Regions from separate parts of the Homo sapiens genome. Here region 2 is linked to region 1. Evidence: chromatin contacts called from ENCODE Hi-C data. All regions are on one chromosome and are shown on one strand. Each heading gives the region's core, a stretch centred on a gene start or an enhancer-like site at or near the end of the contact. The rest is flanking DNA. Distances are from core to core; before and after follow the strand shown. Region 1 overlaps CYFIP2 (cytoplasmic FMR1 interacting protein 2). Region 2 overlaps ADAM19 (ADAM metallopeptidase domain 19).

Evidence for each region. Hi-C counts contacts between places; a loop is a spot of excess contacts on that map. Pooled maps may share reads with other maps.
Region 2: a pooled map shows a loop between it and region 1 (2.2-fold over the local background). The contact joins two enhancer-like sites. A Hi-C loop is called at or near these places in 6 of 50 pooled maps.

What each region holds. Positions count from the first base shown.
Region 1 is chr5:157,280,628-157,286,335 of GRCh38, forward strand. It overlaps CYFIP2 (cytoplasmic FMR1 interacting protein 2), which reads left to right. Exons shown (of 31, transcript NM_001037333.3): 2 at 4,712-4,851. The coding sequence starts at 4,735. Among named protein-coding and RNA genes, the nearest start is that of CYFIP2, 17 kb to the left of the region's middle. Within about 2 kb of position 2,929, at least 5 of the 41 ENCODE cell types and tissues checked have a DNase peak (open chromatin) inside an H3K27ac peak, as active enhancers do.
Region 2 is chr5:157,569,146-157,574,853 of GRCh38, forward strand. ADAM19 (ADAM metallopeptidase domain 19) reads right to left here. Exons shown (of 23, transcript NM_033274.5): 2 at 1,750-1,835. Among named protein-coding and RNA genes, the nearest start is that of ADAM19, 3.8 kb to the right of the region's middle. RefSeq lists enhancers at 2,105-2,154, 2,335-2,454, 5,326-5,708 and a silencer at 2,416-2,710. Within about 2 kb of position 2,291, at least 14 of the 41 ENCODE cell types and tissues checked have a DNase peak (open chromatin) inside an H3K27ac peak, as active enhancers do.

The sequences.
Region 1 (5,708 bases), core at 1,679-4,178:
GATTTTATGAAAAATTTGAAACATATATAAAATTGGATGGAAAAATACAGTAATTTCTATGTATGTGTCACACACAATCTATAGTTACTAACTCACTGCGAATTTGTTTCATTTCTATTCACTCTTCCCCCATCTAGTATTATTTAGAAGCAAAACCCTGTGTCCTTTTATCTATATTTTAGTAGATCTTTCTGGAAGATATAGGTTCTTTTAAAACATAACCTTGATATTATCAAACCTAAATACAATATTTCCTTCATATTATCAAATATCCAGTCAGTACTAATTTTCTAATTTTCTCATAAAGTTATAATTTTATTTGTATGGTGGTTTGTTTGAAATAGGATCCAAATAAGGTCCACACATGATAGTGTGTTCAGTCTCTTCAAAATCTATAGACTTTCCTCCCATCTCTCTTTTCTATCTTTGCAATTTATTTGTTAGAGGTCCTGAGTCATTTGTCCAGCAGAATTTGTCATAGATTGCATTTTGCTGATTACATCACTGGGGTGTAGCATGTTTTTCTGCCCTCTTATATTTCCTGTGAGTTGGCGTCAAAGGCTTAATTAGATTCAGGTGTTTTGTTTTGGATCCAGCATTCTTGGTGCGTTTTTCCATCATTAAGCACATAATATCTGATTGTCTTTCATTTAGGGATGTTAACAGCTGATGATGATCCGTGCCTAGATCCATTTGTTTGTAGAGGTTGGAAAACAAGGATATTATCATTTTTCTGTTAAAAAGGAAAAAAATACTTTTATGGAAAGAAACATCCATCTCTTCTATAGTTCGGTTATCTAGTGGTATAGTTTAAGAAAGACAGGTTAAATGTTTGCTTTTATTTACCAATTCTCAACATAAAGGTTGGTTCACAGGCTCATCTAACAGTAACAAAGTAATAAAAACCAAGCTTTTATTAGATGTCTTTGTGATCCATCAGGGCTCTTCCAGCACATCACTCGATTTTAAAATCACTTGGAATAATAGTCCCTTTCTGTGGAGTTACTCCAATAGTACAACATATATATACATTCATTTGTTTCATTTTACTTTTCGATTTGGGGGCCACTTTTTATAAATTTAAATTTTATTTTATAAGTATGTAAAATGTTTTGACGTTTTCAAAGTCAAATCTACAAAATAAGGCATATTCAAAGGATTCTAGCCCCTATCTCTTAACTGTTTTCCCTTCTTTTCCTGTTTTCCATAGGTAACTAATTTTTAAAAGCATATGGCTTGCCTTTCCATTGTTTGTTTTTTAAGTAGAAGATGTGTGTGTAGACATCTGCAGCCCCCTCTCCTGGGTAAATGAGTGCATGCTCTCCATACCATGTCCTGGAGATCACCCGTAGTTGCATGTAGAGAGGGTCCTCACTCCATTTTCCTGCTGCTTCATATTTCCCTGTACAGTGGCACCATAGTTTATCCAGACAGTCCTCTGTTAATGGATGTATTAGGCCATTCTTGCACTGCTATAAAGAAATATCTGAGACTGGGTAATTTATAAAGAAAAGAGGTTTAATTGACCTCAAGGTTCCACAGGCTGTACAGGAAGCATGGTGCCAGCATCTGCTCAGCTTCTGGGGAGGCCACAGAAAGCTTTCAATCATGGCAGAAGGCAGAGGGGTAACAGTTATACCATATGGTGGAAGCAGGAGCAAGAGAGTGGGCAGTGTGGGGGAGGGAGGTGCCACACACTTTTAAAATGACCAGATCTCCTGTGAACTCAGAACTCACTCATCACCAAGGGGATGGCCCAAGCCATTCATGAGGGACCTGCCCACATGATCCAAACACCTCCCACCAGGCCCCACCTCCAACACTGGGGATTAGAATTCAACATGAGATTTGGGTGAGGGCAAGTATCCTAACTATGTCAATGGATGTTTGCTGTTTTCAGTTTTTGCTATCACAAGTAGTCCTGCTGTGAATGGCCTTGTGCATATATCTTTGTGTATTTTTGTCAATGCATCTTTGGGACAGATTCCTAGAAGTGGGATTGCTGGTCAAATGGTAAAATGCTTATGGAAGTTTGTTAGATATTGCCAGATTTCCTCCTACGGGAGTTGTGTCATTTTGCCATCCCTACTAACAATGTTTGGTAGATCCTGTTTCTCCATAGTCTTGCCAACAGCATGTGTAGTCAAACTTTTGGATTTGAGTCGATCTAATCAGTGAGAAATGGTGTATCTCCTTGTAAGTTTCATCTGGATTTTCCTTATTGAAAATGAGATAGGACACCTTTCAAATGCAGTCTTCCTGGTCCCCTGGTTGGAACCCAGGCATTGTGTTATTAAGAAGCTGTGCACATGATTTTTTGGCACAAGCAGGGCCAAGAACCATTAACACAGAGTGTTTGAAAACACCTAGCGTAGAGGTTGGTATGAAATAAACCTCCACTTATCGAGTGTAATCTCAAAATGTGAGCATGAGCCCTTGGAAGGAAGTATGTAGTAAGGAAGCTGACTTCAGACTATGGAGCTGGACAAACCTGGGTCAGACCTCCCTCCACCACTTGCCAGCACTTGATCCTATGAAATTAAATGCCGAGGTTCTGTTTGTTCATCTATAGACTGGGAATAATCATAGTACCTACCTTTATAGGGTGGATGCAAGATTGAAATAGTCAAGTACTTCGCATAGTGTCTGACACAGAGTAAGGGCTAAAGAAATGTTTCACTATTATTATAATTGGAATTAATGAAGAGAATTACTAGGGCTTTGGAGGTTGAAGATCATTATGCCCAGTAAAATCATTACTCCCTCCTGTAAAATGGACCTAGTAGTAGTGTAAGAAGGAAGACAGTCTTTTTTTTTTCTTTTCTTTCAATGGATCAGTGAAGTGGTTTTGCTGTAGAACTGAATGCCACACTTAGAATTGTGGGGGAGAGAAGAGGAAGAAGCTTAGGTGTGGAGAGGACCTGAAACCACCATAGGAGACCAGCCTTCTGCAGAGGGCAGATGAGGAAGTTACCTCTGGGCTCAGTGAGCCCTCACTGGATGCAGCATTTGCTGTTGTCATGGTACGTGATGGGAAGGTGTGTTTGAGAACTCAGTGAAATGTGAATCTAGTTAGCTGCACAGCAGCCAGTGAAGGCTCAGCCCCAGTCTGCCCTCCCAGCCTTGGGCCTAAGGCAGGTATTAGTCTCGGGGCAGCAGGACCTTAGGTATATTCTGCAGTTGTTTTAGTCCTTGGCAGCCCGTGGACCAAATTCTTGTGTTGATGGTCCTTTTCCCCCCTAATGTTAGACACTGTATTTCCTAACAAGCAAAGCAAACTCACTGACATTCACAGCAGAAATCCCAGCCCCAGGATCTCACAACTCCCTGGGATCGAAGGTGGTTAGGAAGGGATTCTCAGACAAGCACAGTGGCCCTTCTCTTTGTGTCCCTCTTAATCGTGTGTTTAGGGTTGGCTTTATTATTATTAATAATATTTTTCTGAAACTCAGCTTTTAGTGTTTTTGTTCACCTCTACTGTTAACGTTTTATTTTGCTTTGCTTTTTGCTTTATGTCTGCCTTTGTAACTCTCAATCCCTCTGTTCTCATTTCTCTGGGCTGATTTTTGTTCTCTTAAGGTTTTTGAGTGTAACATTAACTTCATTTAGTTCCACTTTTCTTTCAGCTAAATGTGTTGAAGACATGTATTAGTGCTTTCCATCTTTCATTTCTAAAGATCTTATCATTTCTATTTGAATTCCTCTTTAGTTATGAATGACCTTGAAGTATGTTTTATAAATTTTCAAAGGTATGGGATTTTATTGCTACAATTTGCATTATTGATTTCTAATTTCCTTGAATTATATTTAATAATAAGTGAATGTGACTTGTAGGCCATCATTTTTGAAGAAACTTGGGGGAACCTGATTTATAGCCTAAATCATGATTAGTTTTTAAGCAGTGTTTCACATATGTTTGGGGGGAAAAATGAGTATTCTGTTTGCTGGGTGCTGAGTTCTTAAAATAGGAATTAGCTCTAGTTGGGTAACTGTGCTGTTCAGATTCTCTTCAGCTTCTAATCCTGCCAAACATACTATCAAAGCAGCTGCGCTGTGCCAGGGTCTAAGACACAGAAATATCCATTTAGGGCTGATTTGTTTGATGTGGCTCACAAAACATACCCAGGTCAAGGAAGACAGTGGCTCCTCCATCTTTGCAAAGAAGGTTGATTTGCAGGAATTGAGTTATTTTAATCCCAGTTTAATTAGCCTAAAAACCCGGGCTCTGGTTTTCAGTTGATTATCTTGGCTGTCACGATCCTGGATAATTGTATTGCATGGTAATTTAAGAGTGGAACTCATAAATATCCTTATGAAGAACAAAAGGTGGAGAAACTAACCATGACCTATGTTCTCACATCCCACTTGAGGTCCCTCGCTTGTGGTCACGTGACTGTGTGGGCATCACATAATTTCTCTGAGCCTTGATTTTTCATCAGTTATATGGATAGGGTACCACCTTCCATGTTGATCACAGAGGGTGGTGGTGAGGCTCAACCAAGTGCACACAAAATACCTTGTTAGCCATAAAGAGATCCTGAGATGTAAAAGATACACATCGAGAGCACCTTGGGAAGAAGTGGTGAGTGGAAGTGGCCTCAATGCATTTTAACTCTCTTTATTCTCCCAAAGGATGCTGGTCATGGTGCGGTTAAGAGGAATTTTAGAGGCCCCTGAAATTCTCCACTGACCTTCTCTTCCTTCCCTTCAGTGCAGAATACAGAAACTGCAGCCATGACCACGCACGTCACCCTGGAAGATGCCCTGTCCAACGTGGACCTGCTTGAAGAGCTTCCCCTCCCCGACCAGCAGCCATGCATCGAGCCTCCACCTTCCTCCATCATGTACCAGGTAATGGAAATGGTAGATAGCACCAGGGGGCCCAGGAATTCTGGGGATCCCCTAAGAGAGTTTGCCCTAAGGCAGAGGGAAGGGGAGGTCTGCATCTAGAAGGTGAAAGGTTGTGAGCTGATGGAGTCCCTTGTGCGCTGGTAGAGCCGAGTATAAGGAACAGATTAGCTACTAAATGTGCCGCAGGACTGTTTCCCTCCCTCCCCCAGGGAAGTCTTGTTGATCTGCTTTGACCCCAAATACCTTCCAGGCTATTCTTGCTGCTGTACCAACCAAGGTTTTGGCAGCTCTGGCCTCATGAATTAAATATTGCAATTTAGAAACCCCAGAGCCTGCCTGGGTAATTACTTTTCCTTCATGCATGTGAGGAGGGCACTACAACACCTCATAGCAGCTCATGGCTCAGGGAAGCTGGTCACAGTTGTTTGCTTTTGCCTAAGAGAGCAAAGCTTGTGATAAACCACCATCAGATTGTTCCAAACTATGACCTATCAGGGCCGGGAGTCGGTATAGCCCCTTGTCTGGGTGTGCCAGGCCAGATGCCATGTTAAGAAAGGATATGCTAATTTGAAAGTCTTAGCTGTGTTTGACCTTTTGATAGTTCTCAGATTGCTACAGGAGACTAAATATAAATACATAATAAATTCTTAAATTTCATTCAGTAGATGTATGAAGTACATGCTTGAAGGTTCGGCCCATAAACTTCATTGATTCACATCTTCTAACCCAGATTAAAATTTTAATTATACAAATATCTTTTTTATTATAAGCAATACAGAAAAGTATACAAAAAAGTATACAAAAACATATAAATTTTTTCTATAACTATGCGGATATATACCTTTTTTACCAAATAT
Region 2 (5,708 bases), core at 1,041-3,540, 290 kb after region 1:
ATTTTCAGCCTCTCCTACTTTTTGATGAAATGAATTCCATGCGTTTACTGCCTTTAGGACAAAATGTTACTTGCTTTTATTTGTCCTGATTTTTTTTTTTTTTTTTTTTTTGAGACAAGGTCTTGCATTGTCACTCAGACTGGAGGACAGTGATGCTGATGCGACTATATCTTACTATAACCTCAAACTCCTGGGCTCAGGCGATCGTCCCACCTCAGCCTTCAGAGTAGCTGGGACTACAGACACACACCCCTAGGTCTAGCTAATTTTCTTTTTTTTTTTTTTTTTTTTTTGTAGAGATAGGATCTCAGTATGGTGCCCCAGGCTGGTCTTAAATTCCTGGCCTCAAATGATCCTCCTGCCTCAGCCTCCCAAAGTGCTGGGATTACAGGCTTGAGCCATCGCACTTGGTCTGTCCTAAAATTTACACTGTTAGGTTCCCTTGGTAAATCCAAGTTGGAGCCTTTTTGGACATGTCTGTATTATCCTGGCCAGAGTTTCAAGGATCCTGGACATTGCTCCTTTCCATTTATCTTTCCAGATTCAACAGCCACAATGTCTGAAGTCTTTCCTGACACATCTCTTTCCTGCTATAATCTTGCTCCTATATGTTGCCCAATAAATCACAAATCATTTTAACCCAAAGAGATCTTAGAAAAAACCCCTCTCCCCAGCTTTCTTTTCTCCTTATTCTCTCTAAGCACTATTTTATAAATGAAGAAAATCTACCACTTCGCAAGTGGCAGGTCACATAGCTGGTTACTGGCACACAACAACCGCATCTTCCTTTCTTGCTCTTTCACGTCTCACTTGCTGGAAAAACCAAAACCACAGTGGGCCACAGTGGCTGACGCCTGTAATCCCAACACTTTGAGAGGACTACGTGGGCGGATCACTTGAGGTCAGGAGTTCGAGACCACCCTGGACAACATGGTGAAAACCCATCTCTACTAAAAATACAAAAATTAGCCTGGCTTCGCAGCACACACATGTAATCTCAGCTACTCCGGAAGCTAAGGCATGAGAATCGCTTGAACCTGCCAGGCGGAGCTCACAGTGAGCCGAGATCATGTCACTGCACTCCAGCCTGTGCGACAGAGTGAGACTCTGTCAAAACAAACAAACAAACAAAAAAACAAAAACAAAAAAACAAAAAACAAAAACCAGAACCACAAAGAATATCCTAAATGCTCAGGTCCTCTCTGCAAGAACAGGACAGTGTTTTTTGTTTTCTTCCCAATCTCTTTGATAAAGCCTATGTGTTTTCCTGGTGTTCTGGCCAGGGGAGCCTACTGGATTTTAAGATACATTCCCCAGTACTAGGTCTCTACGCTGCGTCTTATTAAAATAGTTTATAGTTTATATTATTATCTTTTTTCTCTCCAAGTACATTATTCCTTCAAGAAAATGAAGTATGTATTATGCAGAGCAAAAATAACAATGACAATATTTAATGAATTCCAATCAAGACTAAGTGATTTCTGTGACACCAACACATCTGCACTTAGCTTGTGTCAGCATTAATGTGAATTTTCATTTCCTCAACTAATAGCATTGGGAAGTGTTCTAGAAGTTTGTCATACAAGGAAGGAAAGTCCCATCTGTGATCTCCAAAATGGGCACCCAGAGGACAGAGTGGGCCAGAAACAGAACTAATGGTGATGACTGGGATTCTAAGAAAGTTGAGTAGGTAGCCCAAACCTCAGTTGTCAACTCCTGCCAGTGTAAATGAGGTCTTTTGAGTCTTACCTTTTCTCTCACGGGGCTTTCTGAAGTCTTCCACTGAGGTATGATAAGTTCATGCTGCAGCTTGGGGCTGCCTTCCTCACTTCCTCCTGCCAATACAAGATGCAAAACCATTGGAATCCCAGACCTCTATACCCCAGCTAAGCCACACATGCACTTTCTGTGAGCTGCCCCTGCACTGGGTCATTAGAAGACTTGCTGGATTTCAGGCTCTTGGCACTTCCTAGGAACTAGGCACTCTAGGTGTCGGTGATATTGTGGTAAATAGGACATATAAGGTCTCTGTACTTGTAAAGGTGGGAGACAGACAATGAACAAATGTTCTCACATGGTGCTAAGTACCCTGAATAAAATAAGTTGGGGTCATGGAGTAAAGAGACATCTATCAGGAGGTGCCTATTTGAAACAGGATGATCAGCATAGATGGCATTTGAGTCCTGAGGAGCCAGAAGGCAGCCATGCAAAAACGTGGGGGAAGAGTGCCCCAGGTAGAGGAAACAGCAAGTGCAATGGCCCTGCCTGAGCAGAAGTGAACTTGGCCTGTTGAAGGAACAAGCATAAGGTAGGGGTAGCTAGTAAATGAAAGAGGAAGTTGGTATGAGATGTGGTCAGCAAGACAGCCATGGGTCTGATAATGCAGAGACCACGGAGAGTGTCTGGATTTTCTTATAAATAGACTTGGAAGGCACTGGGTGTTTTAAATACAGAGCAATATGATCTGTGTTAAGTTTAAAAAAGATCACTCTGCCTGCGTGGTGGAGAATGGGGGTGGGGTGAGGCAGAGCGGCGAGAGTGAGAGCAGAAGCAGGAAGGCCAGGCTAGAGATATGCTGGAGCCCTGGTGAGAGATGATGGTGGCTCAGATTAGAATGACATCAGTGGAGAGGAATGAAGCGGTGGGATTCTGGGCATATTCTGGAGGTCAAGCCCATGAATACTGCTCCCATGGAGCTTTAGTTTTCTTGCCTGTAAAATGAAGACAAAGATGCTACCTGCCCATCTCACAGCTTTATTGTGAAGAGTCAATATGAAATTGCCTCCTACTCCGCAGAGCATCACTGCATCAAGTTACATTAATTGGAGCTTCCTAATGGCAAGTTTACATTTGTATTCCACTTTCTACTTCCCAAATCACTCTCCCAAACCAGTTCTCCTTCATGCTCAAGGCAACCCTGGGAAGTAGGAAGTAGGAGTCCTGTTTTTTTTTTCTTTTGAGACGGAGTCTCGCTTTGTCGCCCAGGCTGGAGTGCAGTGGTGTGATCTCGGCTCACTGCAAGCTCCGCCTTCCGGGTTCATGCCATTCTCCTGCCTCAGCCTCCCGAGTAGCTGGGACTACAGGCACCCGCCACCACACCCGGCTAATTTTTTTGTATTTTTACTAGAGACTGGGAGGAGTCCTGTTTTGCAAGAAAGAGAATTTAAACTATAGGAGAGATTTGTTCAGGGCGCTGCAGAACTCAAATACTGGCGGCAGACTATCTTAACAAAATGGTAATTTCCCGACACCTAAACAGACTGGTCTCCGTAGTGTTCCTGGGAATGGGGCTGAGGACTCCAAAATCTATTCTGTCTAAACTAACTACATCAATCATACAGAATATGAATGATAAAAAGATGGCCATAGTTGTTCTGTTAGAGTGGTGATTATGAGTAATTATTAACATTCTCTTCAGAATACCGATATAATGCACTTGCAGTCAACATAGATTTTAAAAATAATCTTATTGGACCAACACCAATTCATCAGACAGGCAAATATTAGAAACAATGCATTCATATATTTATCAAATATTTTCTGAGTACTTAACTATGTGCCAAGTACTATGCTATGAATAGGTGCTTAATATTCATGGAGGAACAAGACAAGCATACTGCAGGACAGGAACGGTGGCTCACAACCTGTAATCTCAGCACTTTGGAGGTCCGAGGTGGGCGGATCACCTGAAGTCAGGAGTTTGAGACTAGCCTGGCCAACAAGGTGAAACCCTGTCTCTACTAAAAATATGAAAATTAGCTGGGTGTGGTGGCGCATGCCTGTAATCCCAGCTACTCAGGAGGCTGAGGCACGAGAATCCCTTGAATCTGGGAGGCCAAGATTGCGCCAGTGCACTCCAGCCTGAGTGACAGAGCAAGACTCCATCTCAGAAATAAAAAAAAGACAAGCATCGCTCTTGCCCTGGTGGCTCTGATAAGTCTATATTATTTTAAACAAAAAGGAATTCTATAATATTTAATGGAGCATTTAATGGAATTAAATGATATCTACGATTGTAAAAAAATAGTGAAAGCAATCTAAAATCTCACCAAAAGAGGAACATAGTACATGTTAAGAAAAGGTCTCCAAAACTTGGAAATAAGGCAAGAGCAAGCAAGATGTCTTCTCAATGTTGTATCAGAGCATTGTTTAACAGACTCACCCATGGATTACTGCATTATCTAGGGGAATGTACCATTGACTTTTTATTTACCATTGATTAAAAGCTACACTCTGTGAAGTTATATAATCTATATATATCTATAGAATTCTGTCTGACAGAGATGTAAGTGATTTCAGCATAGTAAAAAGATAACCTGGCCAGGCACAATGGCTCACGCCTGTAATCCTAGCACTTTAGGAGGCCGAGGCGGGCGGATCACCTGAGGTCAGGAATTTGAGACTAGCCTGGCCAACATGGTGAAACCCCGTCTCTACTAAAAATACAAAAACTAGCCGGGTGTGGTGGCACATGCCAATAAGCCCAGCTACTCAGGAGGCTGAGGCAGGAGAATAGCTTGAACCCAGGAAGCAGAGACTGCAGTGAGCCCAGATCGTGCCACTGCATGCCAGCCTGGGCAACAGATAGAGACTCTGAAAAAAAAAAAAAGAAAGAAAAGAAGGAATGAAGGAAGGAAATTAAAAAAGAAAGATAACCAAGAATTATGGTTTGCTTCATGGGGCATCCACCATTTCTGCATCTGCCCTGGGCCACATGATTTCAACATTCTTTCTCCAATGCTTGTATCACCCCTTTCTAATGCTCCCTGAATCAGCTTTACTCTCCTGTTTGCTACCTCATTAATGAGTTGAATAAATCTTGGCCACATTTGTATGAGTCGTGTTTTTAACTTTTGAAAACTTTGTATAGAGTCATTAAAATCATGTTTTACAGAGAATTTGATGATGTGGAAAACGCTCATGGTGTGAAGTGAAAAACGCAAGACACGAAACTGTACTTATGGGTATGGTTCCAATTTTATCAATATATATCCATAGGAACACACAAAGAATGTGGAGGGGAAAAAAAACAAAATATCAACAGCAACTGTGGATTTGGGGGTTGCAGATCATTTTCTTTTACACTTTTCGTTATTTCCCAGATATTCTACAGCAAGTGTTCTCCAAGGACTCAAAACTCAGAGAAGGCGCCTGTGCTAGGAGCAGTAACTAGCTTTCCTTGTCTTTCTTCATGCTTTTCTCCTGCACTAAGCACTGACACAGGCCTGGTGCTACCCTAGAACCTCCTCTGTGCCTCAGTTTCCCCTTCGGAACAACAGCTCAAAGGGCGGTTCCTTTGAGCCCTTTGGGAGGACCGCCCGACCTCGGCCCCTGGAAGTTCCGAACTGTCGGAAGAGCTCTCAGCCTCTGGGTTTGAGGCGGCCCGGGGGTCCAGCCAGCCCACCCTCGCTCCGCCGGTGCTCGCTCTATTTGAAAACGCTGACTGTTGGTCCCCCAAGCAGCAGTCTGGAGTCAGCCCAGCCCGTCTGCAGCGGTGGAGCCAGGGCTAAGCCTTCTCCGGTCATAATGAGAGAACCCGGGCACCGCCCCCCGGGACCAAGCCTTCCGCGAAATCTGCTTATAGCCCCCGAGGGATGGAGCCGGGGAGGGGATTGGTGTCTGGGAAACTAGTCCTGAGAAACACGGACATCACCCGGCATCTTAGCTGGAAACATCGAGTCAGACCCCTTCGCTTCACAGAAGGGGAA